Linked DNA regions of Homo sapiens: region 1 is linked to region 2. A link is an interaction called in ENCODE POLR2A ChIA-PET data of the cell type or tissue named here. Cell type or tissue: MCF 10A. All regions are shown on one strand. Each heading gives the region's core, and the rest is flanking DNA. Links, peaks and the distances in the headings are about the cores only.

Evidence for each region. Peaks named below come from ENCODE experiments on the same cell type or tissue, not always from the same donor. Only the 100,000 strongest peaks of a DNase experiment are listed, where the experiment ranks them.
Region 1: POLR2A ChIA-PET joins it to region 2 with 5 read pairs; 5 of 35 experiments call an interaction of 5 or more read pairs at or near these places.

Annotation. Positions count from the first base shown.
Region 1 is chr6:125,993,697-125,999,086 of GRCh38, forward strand. It overlaps TRMT11 (tRNA methyltransferase 11), which reads left to right. Exons shown (of 13, transcript NM_001031712.3): 2 at 61-126; 3 at 2,271-2,344; 4 at 4,357-4,438; 5 at 4,527-4,619; 6 at 4,854-4,988. Among named protein-coding and RNA genes, the nearest start is that of TRMT11, 9.9 kb to the left of the region's middle. In MCF 10A, for the core only: a CTCF peak has its summit at 2,462 (motif pointing right); a DNase peak (open chromatin) is centred at 2,475.
Region 2 is chr6:125,916,802-125,922,191 of GRCh38, forward strand. NCOA7 (nuclear receptor coactivator 7) reads left to right here. Exons shown (of 16, transcript NM_181782.5): 12 at 4,142-4,267. LOC124901397 (a long non-coding RNA gene) reads right to left here and starts at 2,241. Exons shown (of 2, transcript XR_007059741.1): 1 at 2,040-2,241; 2 at 1,379-1,730. RefSeq lists an enhancer at 1,418-2,617. In MCF 10A, for the core only: no CTCF peak of the experiment used is centred there; a DNase peak (open chromatin) is centred at 2,360.

The DNA of each region.
Region 1 (5,390 bases), core at 296-5,295, 77 kb after region 2:
TAGTACATTTTTAGTTCCTTTTTGTTAAAATGTATTTTCTCTGTAATATTTTCAATACAGGAAATAAAGTCTTTGCTTTTGCTTTTTGGAGGTCAGTTTGCCAGCAGTCAAGAAACTTATGGAAAGGTAAGTTAAATTTTCATTAGACCATATGGAGTATACTTAGAAATAGAGCCTTGGGTTTGAAGAGAAGAAGTGCATATCTTAAATTTATATTTGTATGGTTACTTGTATCTGTTTCAAGAGGCAGTGGAATAAAGTGGATATTTTTGGAAAATTTGTGGTTTTGTTAAGTAATTTAGATTTATTTCTAGTATTTTATTTGTTTTACATTTTTAGTCAACAGTTGTGTCATAATTTGTCCTTTCACCTAAAAAAGGGCTGTGCTCCATTGGTGAGCTGTGTTTAGAATTTGAATTTAGAATTTGGCAGAATGTTGGGCTCGTGTTGAGAATCATTTTAAAATTTGAAATTGTGCATTGTATAAGACTGAATTTATGAGCTTTGTATTTTGCATAAAACTATATCAGTGTTTGACAGAAGTTTGGAAAATAGAAAAAATAATTTGCAGTTCCTTCTTGACGTGACTTATAATTTGGGGATGCTGCCTTCCAGTCTTTTTTTTTTTCGTGTACTTTTTTTTCCCTATTGTAATTCTACTTCTGTAGTCTGTGTTTCTCACCTGATAGTGTCAATATAGGCCTAAGTTGTTACTTGGCCTTTATCTCTAACATAGCTACATAATATTTTTCATTGACTAGCTCTACCATAATTAACCATTTCATTTTATTCAGGTTGCTTTAAAAATTTTCTCAATAAAAGTAATACTAAGATGAAAATATTTTTTCTTGTTTGGATTATTTTGAATTTTTCTGTTGGGTAGGGTAAATATTGGAAGAAAAAAAACGGGGTATATACCCAAAGTAATATAAGTCATTCTATTATAAAGATACATGCATGCATATGTTCATTGCAGCACTATTCACAATAGCAAAGCATAGAATCAACCTAAATGCCATCAGTGATAGACTGGATAATGAAAATGTACATATACACCATGGAAGCCATAAAAAGGAACGAGATCATGCATACTGTGCAGCCATAAAAAGGAATGAGATCATGTCCTTTGCAGGGGCATGGATAGAGTTGGAAGCCATTATCCTCAGCAAACTAATGCAGGAACAGAAAACCAAACACCACGTGTTCTCACTTATAAGTGGGAGCTGAATAATAAGAACATATGGACATGTCCAGGGAAACAACACACACTGGAGCCTGTTGGGGGTGGTGGAGTCTGGTGAAGGAGAGCATCAGGAAGAATAGCTAATGGATGCTGGGCTTAATACCTAGGCGATGGGTTGATCTGAGCAGCAAACCACCATGGCACACGTTTACCTATGCAACAAACCTGCACATCCTGCACAGGTATCCCTGAACTTAAAAGTTGAAGAAAAAAGAAAAAAGCTAGGTGTGACAGGAAGGATTTCTTGCAAAAGATGAAAGAGCTAAAGTTGAAAGTCCTGTAGTGTTGGACTTTTATTCCTGAATGACTTTCACTTATTGAGGGGAGGAGGAAAGGAAGGAGAGTGCGGATATAATTGGCTAAGGGTGATGAAATGAGGTCAGGATCCTTTTGGATTTTGCTGTGTTCTGGCAAGAGGTTATCTGGCTGCAGCTTACCAGTGCCTGTAATCTTGGGTGTTGGGATAGAGGATTGGGAAAACACCCCTGATGCACTTGGAGCTTTTTTCCCCTAGATAAAATATAAAATAGTAAAAGCTAATGAGAATTTAATAATGTACCTCATGATTTTCTATCATAGTTGTTTCAAAGGGCCCCTCCTTCACCCTCAGATGGCCACACCTACCTAGAAAAAGGTCTCATGTAGCAACTAAGAAATACATTACTTAGAAATTAAAAATGAAATAGCTGTATTATAAGGGATGATTAGCCATGATGAATTTCAAGATTATACTTTGGGATATAATATGCATTAATTCCTTTCGTAAAGCTACATAAAAGGGCAGATACAAAATTAATGTTTCATTTGAGGATATATTCGTTTATAGGGTCATTATAAAAATGTTTTTACTATATTATTCTAATTTACTTTTTTACTATTGGAACGATTTTTATTTTGGTTACAGTCAGATCAGATATTCTTACATGAAAGTAGCAAATAGGCACTTCTCCTTATTGACTTCTTGAATAAAAGCATATGAGGCCATGTAGCCACTTAGAATTAAGTTGCATATTGTTATTTCTTTTAGTCACCATTTTGGATTCTTAGCATTCCCTCTGAAGATATTGCAAGAAATTTGATGAAACGGACAGTGTGTGCCAAGTAAGAGAAACTTATGTTCTCCTGCATGAATATACTGGTACTTCTCATAACCACTCAATCCTGTTTTTTGCTATATTGGGCAGTGTGAAGGCTCAGTTTAGCTTGCAGTTACATACAACTGCCACTGGGTGGCGGTGGGGGACCAGAGGAGGGTTACCTGCCGAAACCAAGGATGAAAGAATCTCTGGGGAAATGTCGACACATTTGTTTTAGAATAATTTTTTAAAACTTCCGTATTATGCGGGAGTATAGTATGAGATATAAACACTATGTTCTTACGCAGGATAGATGCCACATATAATTATAACCAAAGTGCTGAAAATCCAAAAATACTTTTTTCATAGATGGTTTTTAATTGGATGAGCAGATTAGTGAAGTGTAAGGTAACAAAAAGTGAGGACTGCCGTGAGACATGTTTTACTGTTTCAGTTGGTAGAGAAAATAATTATGAGTACCAAATCTTGGTGTGAATTAATGTAATGATGCTGTTCATTGTTTATCCTCAGTGTTTCTAGACTTTATCATTGGCATCCACTTTTTTTTTCTTTTCTTTCATTTCTTTTTTCTTTATACTGTTGGAAAATTTTCTGTCATCAGATTTGAAAATTAAACTGTATTTTTAACTAGCATCTTAAATATCAAACAGCTTGTGTTATCTTTAAGCTGCTTTTTCTTCCTGAACATTTTGGCAGATTGCTGAAAACTTTCTGTAGAAATTATATTTGCTAATGCAATGCAAATAAGAATTTACATATATCTAGTTTTATTAACATGGTTAGCGATGTTTTATATCATCATATGTAATTGTTGTATTACGGAATTGGACACAACCCAATATTTAGTTAACTTCATCCTATTGAGAACTACCTGCAGCCTTTAATCTTTTACAGTGAAGGTCGTTAACAGGCCTTATTATGAAATAAAAATGACTAGAAAACAGAAACATAACTTTTAAAAAACTCTTTTTGAATAATTGCTTGTTAGGTTTAAAATAGCCACTGGAGTACTAAGAACTTGTATGCTTCTTTCATAACTCTTCTAATTCATATATTTGATTAATGGCACAATTAACAGTTGTATAATATAATTTTTAATTGCTTTTTATTATCTATATATTTTGTGTAGCTGAGGTATACCTTAAGTGATAGCTAAGTGAGATTAATATTATTGTAGAAGCCTTTTCTCTGTAAATTCAATAGAAAAGGAAGAAATCATTTGCAAAGGAAAAAAATTACAATTTAACTGTATCAGAATGAAGATAGACTTTTATAAAAGCATAGATTCAAAACCAACTTAAATTCAAATTTTTCTGTGTTAGAAGGGATTGAAAGTTAATTTATTATTAACATGAAATATTTTGAGCATGCGACAAAAAGGTGAAAAATATAACAAGTACCTAGGAATATGCCTTATTAGACCTCAACATTTTGGGTAAGTTAGTTACTAAAATTGTGTGTGTGTGTCCATACGTGCGCACGCACATGCATGACAGAGTATCACTCTGTTGTCCATGCTGGAGTGCGGTGACATGATCTTGGCTCATTTTAGTCTCAAGTTCCAGGGCTCAGGTGATCCTCCCACCTCAGCCTCCCAAGTAGCTGGGGCTATGGGTGTGTGCCACCATGCCTGGCTGATTTTTTGCCTTTTTTGTAGAGACAAGGTTTTACTATGTTGCCCAGGCTGGTCTTGAACTCCTGGGCTCCAGTGATCCACCCACCTCGGCCTCCCAAGATGCTGGGATTACAGGCGTTAACCACTGTGCCTGGCCAGCTAATTGTTAATAACATTTTTATTTGGTCATTAGTCTTTTTGTATTATGGAGAAGACATTGGGAATAATTGGCTTTTCTGCAGCTTTTTACCCATTTATCTAAAATAACCGATTCATTTATACTTTGCAAAACATAGGCAATAATCAGTGGAGTGTGCATAAAGAACTAGTAAAATGACTGTATGTATTCCTGTGTGAACTAAGTTCTTTACTGAGGTTAGTACCAATCATTTATTTCCTAGGTCTATATTTGAACTATGGGGTCATGGACAATCTCCTGAGGAGCTGTACAGTTCTCTTAAAAACTACCCTGTGGAGAAGATGGTGCGTAGTAAAATGTGGTTTTATATAGGCATGCGTGCAGATTCTGTAGAATTAAAATACTCAAAAAACTGATTTCCTTTTATTTTAGGTTCCATTTCTACATTCGGACTCTACATATAAAATAAAGATTCACACTTTTAATAAGACATTGACACAAGAAGAGAAAATCAAGCGAATAGATGTAAGTAAATTTAGCAAAACAAAAAACCTACATGATGAATGCAGTCTGGCCATTGTTGATATATAGGAATACCTAATGTCTGTGAAGTGTTTATTTTGTACCACATTTTGTGCTAAGTGCTTTTCATGTTTTATTTAATGTTGACTCCAGGCTTACAAGGTAATGTTATTAGATAAGCGCCATTTTTCATTGTAAATTATTATAAGACATCAGCATTTCTTTTGTTTCTTTTAGGCACTTGAATTTCTGCCATTTGAAGGAAAAGTGAATTTAAAGAAACCGCAACATGTATTTTCTGTTTTGGAGGATTATGGTTTAGACCCAAACTGCATCCCTGAGAATCCACATAATATTTATTTTGGTAGATGGGTGAGCAAGTTTTCTTTCTACCTATGTCAGTTTGTTTTTTTGAAAGCTACTTATTAGGCCTTTTGTTGACTCCTATGTAGAACTTTAAAGCAGCTGAAGAGTCAGAACTACTGAATGGATTAAAATTGGTGAAGAGTATGTGATTATGTTTTGTTTTGTGTTTTCCCAGAGATTCTTAAATGAAGTGCAAGAGGCTTGTTAGATATAGGGAGGAGTTGGTATACCTGGAAATGTTGAAACAAGACTTACCAGAACATCTGGACTGTTTTTTTTTTTTTTGTTTGTTTCTTTTTTTTTATAAAGCAGAGAAAACACAGAGTGCTGTGGTAGTTGAGGAATCTCATTTGTGGAGATTCCCAATCTGGGCCTTCCATTCCAAAAGAAATGGAATTACTGTAAAGC
Region 2 (5,390 bases), core at 188-5,187:
ATTACAAATACATGGTTCTGAATTCATCTGTGTCCATGTATAAGTGGCCCTGCAATACTAATTTAAACTCTTCACTCAATCTGTAGTTGCTTTTTTGATGTATGGTAGATGATATTTTTAATAGTCAATTTTTTTCCAGCACTATTTAATGATTTCCAATGTTTCCTTCATCATGTTGAAAGATCTTACATATGGACTGTGGGGCTGTATAACTTGTCATTTAAATATACAAGCAAGCTTGGATACTCTGTGCTTAAAAGCTTCAGTGGCCTCCTTATTGACTCTGCTGATTCTTACCCACCTGTTAGAATAACTACCTGGGAATTTTAAAAAACTGAATCCTAGATCCTTATTACTAGAGACATTAATTCAGTAGGTCTGGAGGGAGGAATGTTAGAATCTGTATTTTTCAAAGCTCCCAGATGATTTCCAAACAGTTATGTTTTGGAAACACTGACCTGTAGGGTAAGTTTTAAGCTCCTTCGTGGCATCAGGGCTCTTCTTTTTCTCTGCTCCTCCTACCTTTTCTGTCTCATCTACCTTCCTCATCACTGCTTTCCTTGCTGTCTCTTCTCCAGCCAATGTGAACCCAGAATCCATCTCTGCATTCCTGCTGTGCCCTGTCCCTGGAACATCTTCTCACACCCTATCCTTGCTCTCAAACTGAAGCACCATCTCCTCTGTGAATAAGCTATCTCAGAACCCCCCAGGTCACCCCAACCTCCTTTGAGTGTCTGCTGTAGATTTTGGCATCTGTATCCTATAAACCAAAAACAATGCCTGAGACAGATCTCAATCAATTTAGAGGTTTATTTTGCTAAGGTTGAGGATGCATCTGGTTAGGGAGGGAAAAAGAGACACAAGCCACAGTAGGATCTGTGTCCTGCACTTTTTCCAAAGAGGGTTTTGAGGGCTTCAGTATTTAAAGGGGGAAAAGTGGGCTGGAGAGGAAGGAGAAAAGAGGAGGGTAGAAAAAATGAGACAAACGGTTACTTTCTTGTGAGTCTTTGATTAGTGTGCACTGAATCCAAATGTTGCATGTGCAAAGGAGAGGGTAGAGGAACCCTCAATCATGTATGCCTTGTGCGCAGTAAATCTGCACTTTACATAAGATGAAGTAAACAGAGTCGTGGAAGAAGTCCAGTATGCATTGGTCTGGAGGTGAGCAGTAAGGTCAATTTCTAGTCTGCTCTTGTTTCCGACTTGTGAAAATAAGCTGTTAATTTACATTGTCCAGGTGAGGGAGACCACCTGGGGAGACAGCTGTTTAGAAACAAAAGGAAAGATGGTTTTTGTTTGTGTGGCTCAGTTTCAAAGCTTAATTTTCCCTTTTTTTGTAGTGAGTTTGTGATCCCAAGATTTTATTTTCCTTTTACAATCACATGGAATGGCACCCATTTATTTAGAATTGTTTCTCTACTGTCTCCTCACCTGCTGGAGACTGTGAGCAGCTTTATGTCTCTGTGCCTGGCAAAGCACCTGGCACCCACCATCATATAGGAAATAATAAATGTCCGCTGTCCTGGAGTCCCAGGGGCCCAGAGGAGAGTGTTGTCTTGCTGGCATTCTGTCCCAGGTTGTGCTCAGGCTGTTGCATTGAGAGTCAGTTCTGCTGGCCGTGGACTGGTCTCTAAGTATCTGCTAGAGTCTTCTTTATAACCCCCAGTGTGAGCAATACAATACACTCTGATCCCCGCAGCTGTGCCCAAGACTGAAAGGCCACTTCGGATCTGGAAGAATCACAGAAATATCACTGAAAATTGATCCAGTGCTGATCTGTATTTCTTTCTAACCTCCTGACATGTGATCTGAAGTGTAGAGGAGGACTCATCCTGCTTATTAGTCATTAAAACTAATTCCAAAATGTAAAAAGATAAGTATTACTCTGCCAACTGTTTTATAAAACTACATGTAAGATGACATCTTTCACAACCTCATGTAAACCAGATGTTTTCCCATTCTTTTAAGTCCCTCCCACCAACAAACATGACATAGTATTGAAGTGAAATGCCGTTTGTTCTAACTGTAATGAAGCCTACCTCCACCGAAGGCTCCTTTTCATCCTTCCTTTGAGATTCAAGCTTATACCAGGGATCACACGTACCATTTTAAATGGAGCTTTAGCCTTAAAGAAGGTGCTGGGGGCGGGGGAGAAAAAAAAAAGAAAAAAAACTCTGAAAAGGCAGGGCTAGAAAAGCTAGGTTCACTGGAGGGACGATTAGGAAAAAAAGTATAAGAAGGAAAAGAAAAAAAATGAACAATGGGGTTTTATCATAGTGTTGGGAAACCACCGTTTCAAAGGTGAAAGTGTCCTTTTACAGTCTCACAGCGATGCCTGGCAGGAAGTGTGTTTGCTCTAAATCCTAATTTGGGTGTGTTCCTGTAGAAATGTTGAAACTTCTCCTGAGGGAAACAGAAACTCAATCATGCAGGAAACTAGATACTGAGAAAACAGTTGTAGCTCAGCGTGGCTACAAGTAACTGTGGTGTGGAAGCAGAGTAGAGAGAAAACTTGTTCCTCATTAGAGAGAGAGCCACACTTCTCACTGCTCACAATGAGAGGCCAAAGATTACCCTTGGACATCCAGATTTTCTATTGTGCCAGACCTGACGAAGAGCCTTTTGTGAAGGTATGTTGGAGTGCGTCCCGAGGGCTAATAAGGTGCTGGTGAATTCTCAGTGATGTACCTCCGAGTTTCTTTTGAAAGTCGTTCTAATTAGAAAGGATTGTGCTGACATTTCTACCAGCAGGTGTTTTATTCATTGCGGAGAGGGTTATGGTGTGGTTGCCTCTTCTCATTGGAGCCAGAAATCCATATTTGATTTTTTTTCATTCCACAGCCTCATTTTATACTTGTGATAAACACAGAGTTTGCTGAAAACAGAGTGTTTTATTTCATTCATTTAAAATGCTTGGTTTGTGATTCTTGATAGTGTTTTCACTACGGAAACACTCCCCCAGAAAATGGTAAAATTAGTAAGCTTAATTTTCTTACTTGTAAATCTGGCTCAGACGCCAGCGGGTACTTTGTATCTGTCATTGTGCATTTTGGAAATTGAGTAGTGCACTACTGCCTGACAACTTGCACTGGATTTAACTTAAATGTTTTTCTCTATAATATAAAATCATTAATACTAGTACATTTTGGTGAATTAGTTGTCTAATATAATCCTTCACTTGATCTTACACAAAAGGCCAAGAAGCCTAATATACACTCTTCAATCTGAAAGTAATCCAGTGATTTATCCATAATTTAAGAAGGGCCAAAAATGGATTTTAGAGTAAAATGAACTTTGGTAATTCATAAGCATAGCTAGAGTTAAATAATAAATGTTTTGTACAATATGATGTTTCTAGGTTTAGAAGGGGAGACTATTTTTATCATCTCTGAACAGTACATAAATAATTGTAACCTAGTTGTAATTTAGACTAAAGCTTCACACTTCTTTGTACTCATGCTCCTGGTAGCTGTTATCATTCGTTATTTCTAACAGAAGTGGTTTCTATGTGCACAACCTTAAGAGAAAACATCAGGAACCTGATTAAAAACTATCCTCATCACCGCAAACTCCCTATTTATAGAAGACTTACCTACTGAATGATCTCCGATTAGTCCTTTAACAATTCAGATCCTAAATCTAAAGGCTAAAAGAGAATCATTTAGGGCATTTCAAAGGTAGAAATCTTCTGGTGTTATATACTATTCTCAGTGACCGAGCAATCAGCAGCTATACTAAAACTGGAAAACTCGTGACTTTATTTATTTATTTATTTTATTTCTATATGGAGATAGGGGTCCCATCATGTTGCTCAGGCTAGTCTCAAACTCCTGGGCTCAAGCCATCTTCCTCCTGCCTTGGCCTCCCAAAGTGCTGGGCATACAGGCATGAGCCACCACGTCTAGCCTTGTGACTTGTGACTTTAATTTATACATATTAACTGCCTCGATTGTACTGTCTTTAATTGTGCATTTGTTCTGAAACTGAAAAATTAGCCATTTCCCCAAAGTCCTGTTCAGTTGATTTCCTGCTGCCGAAGCGTCACCTTTTCAAGCACGGGTGTCCCTAGAGTGATTTTTTAAATTAGCAGTTAGAAGAAAAGCCAATAAGTTATTTTTCTTGGCTTGTTTTCTCATTTCAGATCATCACTGTTGAAGAGGCAAAGCGCAGGAAGAGCACATGCAGCTACTATGAAGACGAGGACGAAGAGGTGCTGCCTGTCCTACGGCCCCACAGCGCGCTCCTGGAGAATATGCACATCGAGCAGGTGGGCTCGCCCTGGCCACCAAGGGTGGGGGTTCCTAGGCTTTAAGAAATATTTCCCTTGGCCAGGTACAGTGGCTCATGCCTGTAATCCTCACACTTTGGGAGGCCAAGGCAGGCGGATCACTTGAGGTCAGGAGTTTGAGACCAGACTGGACAACATGGCAAAACCCCATCTCTACTAAAAATACAAAAATTGGCCGGGCGTGATGGCACATGCCTCTAATCCCAGCTACTCAGGAGGCTGAGACAGGAGAATTGCTTGAGCCTGGGAGGTGGAGGTTGCAGTGAGCCAAGATCGCACCACTGCATTCCAGCCTGCGCAACAGAGTGAGACTCTGTCTCAAAAAAAAAAAAAATTCCCATCCCTGAATGCATTTGCCCTTCTCACTTGGGCTGAAGGATGAGGCTTGTGAGGAAGGAGGAACACCAGCAGCCCACTAAGGCCAGTGCCCCCTGCTCTGCCTCTGAAAAGTCGCATTCCCTGCTGACTTCTTAGTAGTATGAGGAGTTGGTCAGACACTAACATCCTTCTCTCAAACCTGAAGAAAAAGCCATTTCTAATCTTAAAAAAATAAAAATTTTAAGCGTCCTACCATAGTCCTAATATGCTTTAAAAAGGATCCAAATTTATCCTTGTAATTATTGCAGAGTTCCCATAGCTTTGATGTATAGGGCTCAATAAAAGTAATACAGCAAAGGCACTCTACTTGCTTTATGAAAAATACCTACCTACAGGACAATTTTTCCTTTTTCTATGATTTTCTTTGTGTATTTTAGTTTCTGAATGTTTACTTGAAATTCATGAAATATTATAATGCACTTATGTTTGAACTGTAGTAAGGAATCCCTGGCATTTCCCTCATCAGTCAGCTTAGAGACATGAATTTTAGAGACCTTAAATAATCATTAAGTTTGGCTCCCTAGTTTACTGAGGAACCAGTAAAGACCCAAGACAGCCAAGAAGCTTGACCAAGTAATTATAGAGTGTGGGATTCACACTGACACTGAAACTGATTTTAAGCACTCTGAAGACTCAGCACTTCATGGCCTCCTTTGGTAATATTCTTGAAGAGATATACATTATTGGTTATTTATGGCCAAGTTTAAATATTGATGCAGGTAAA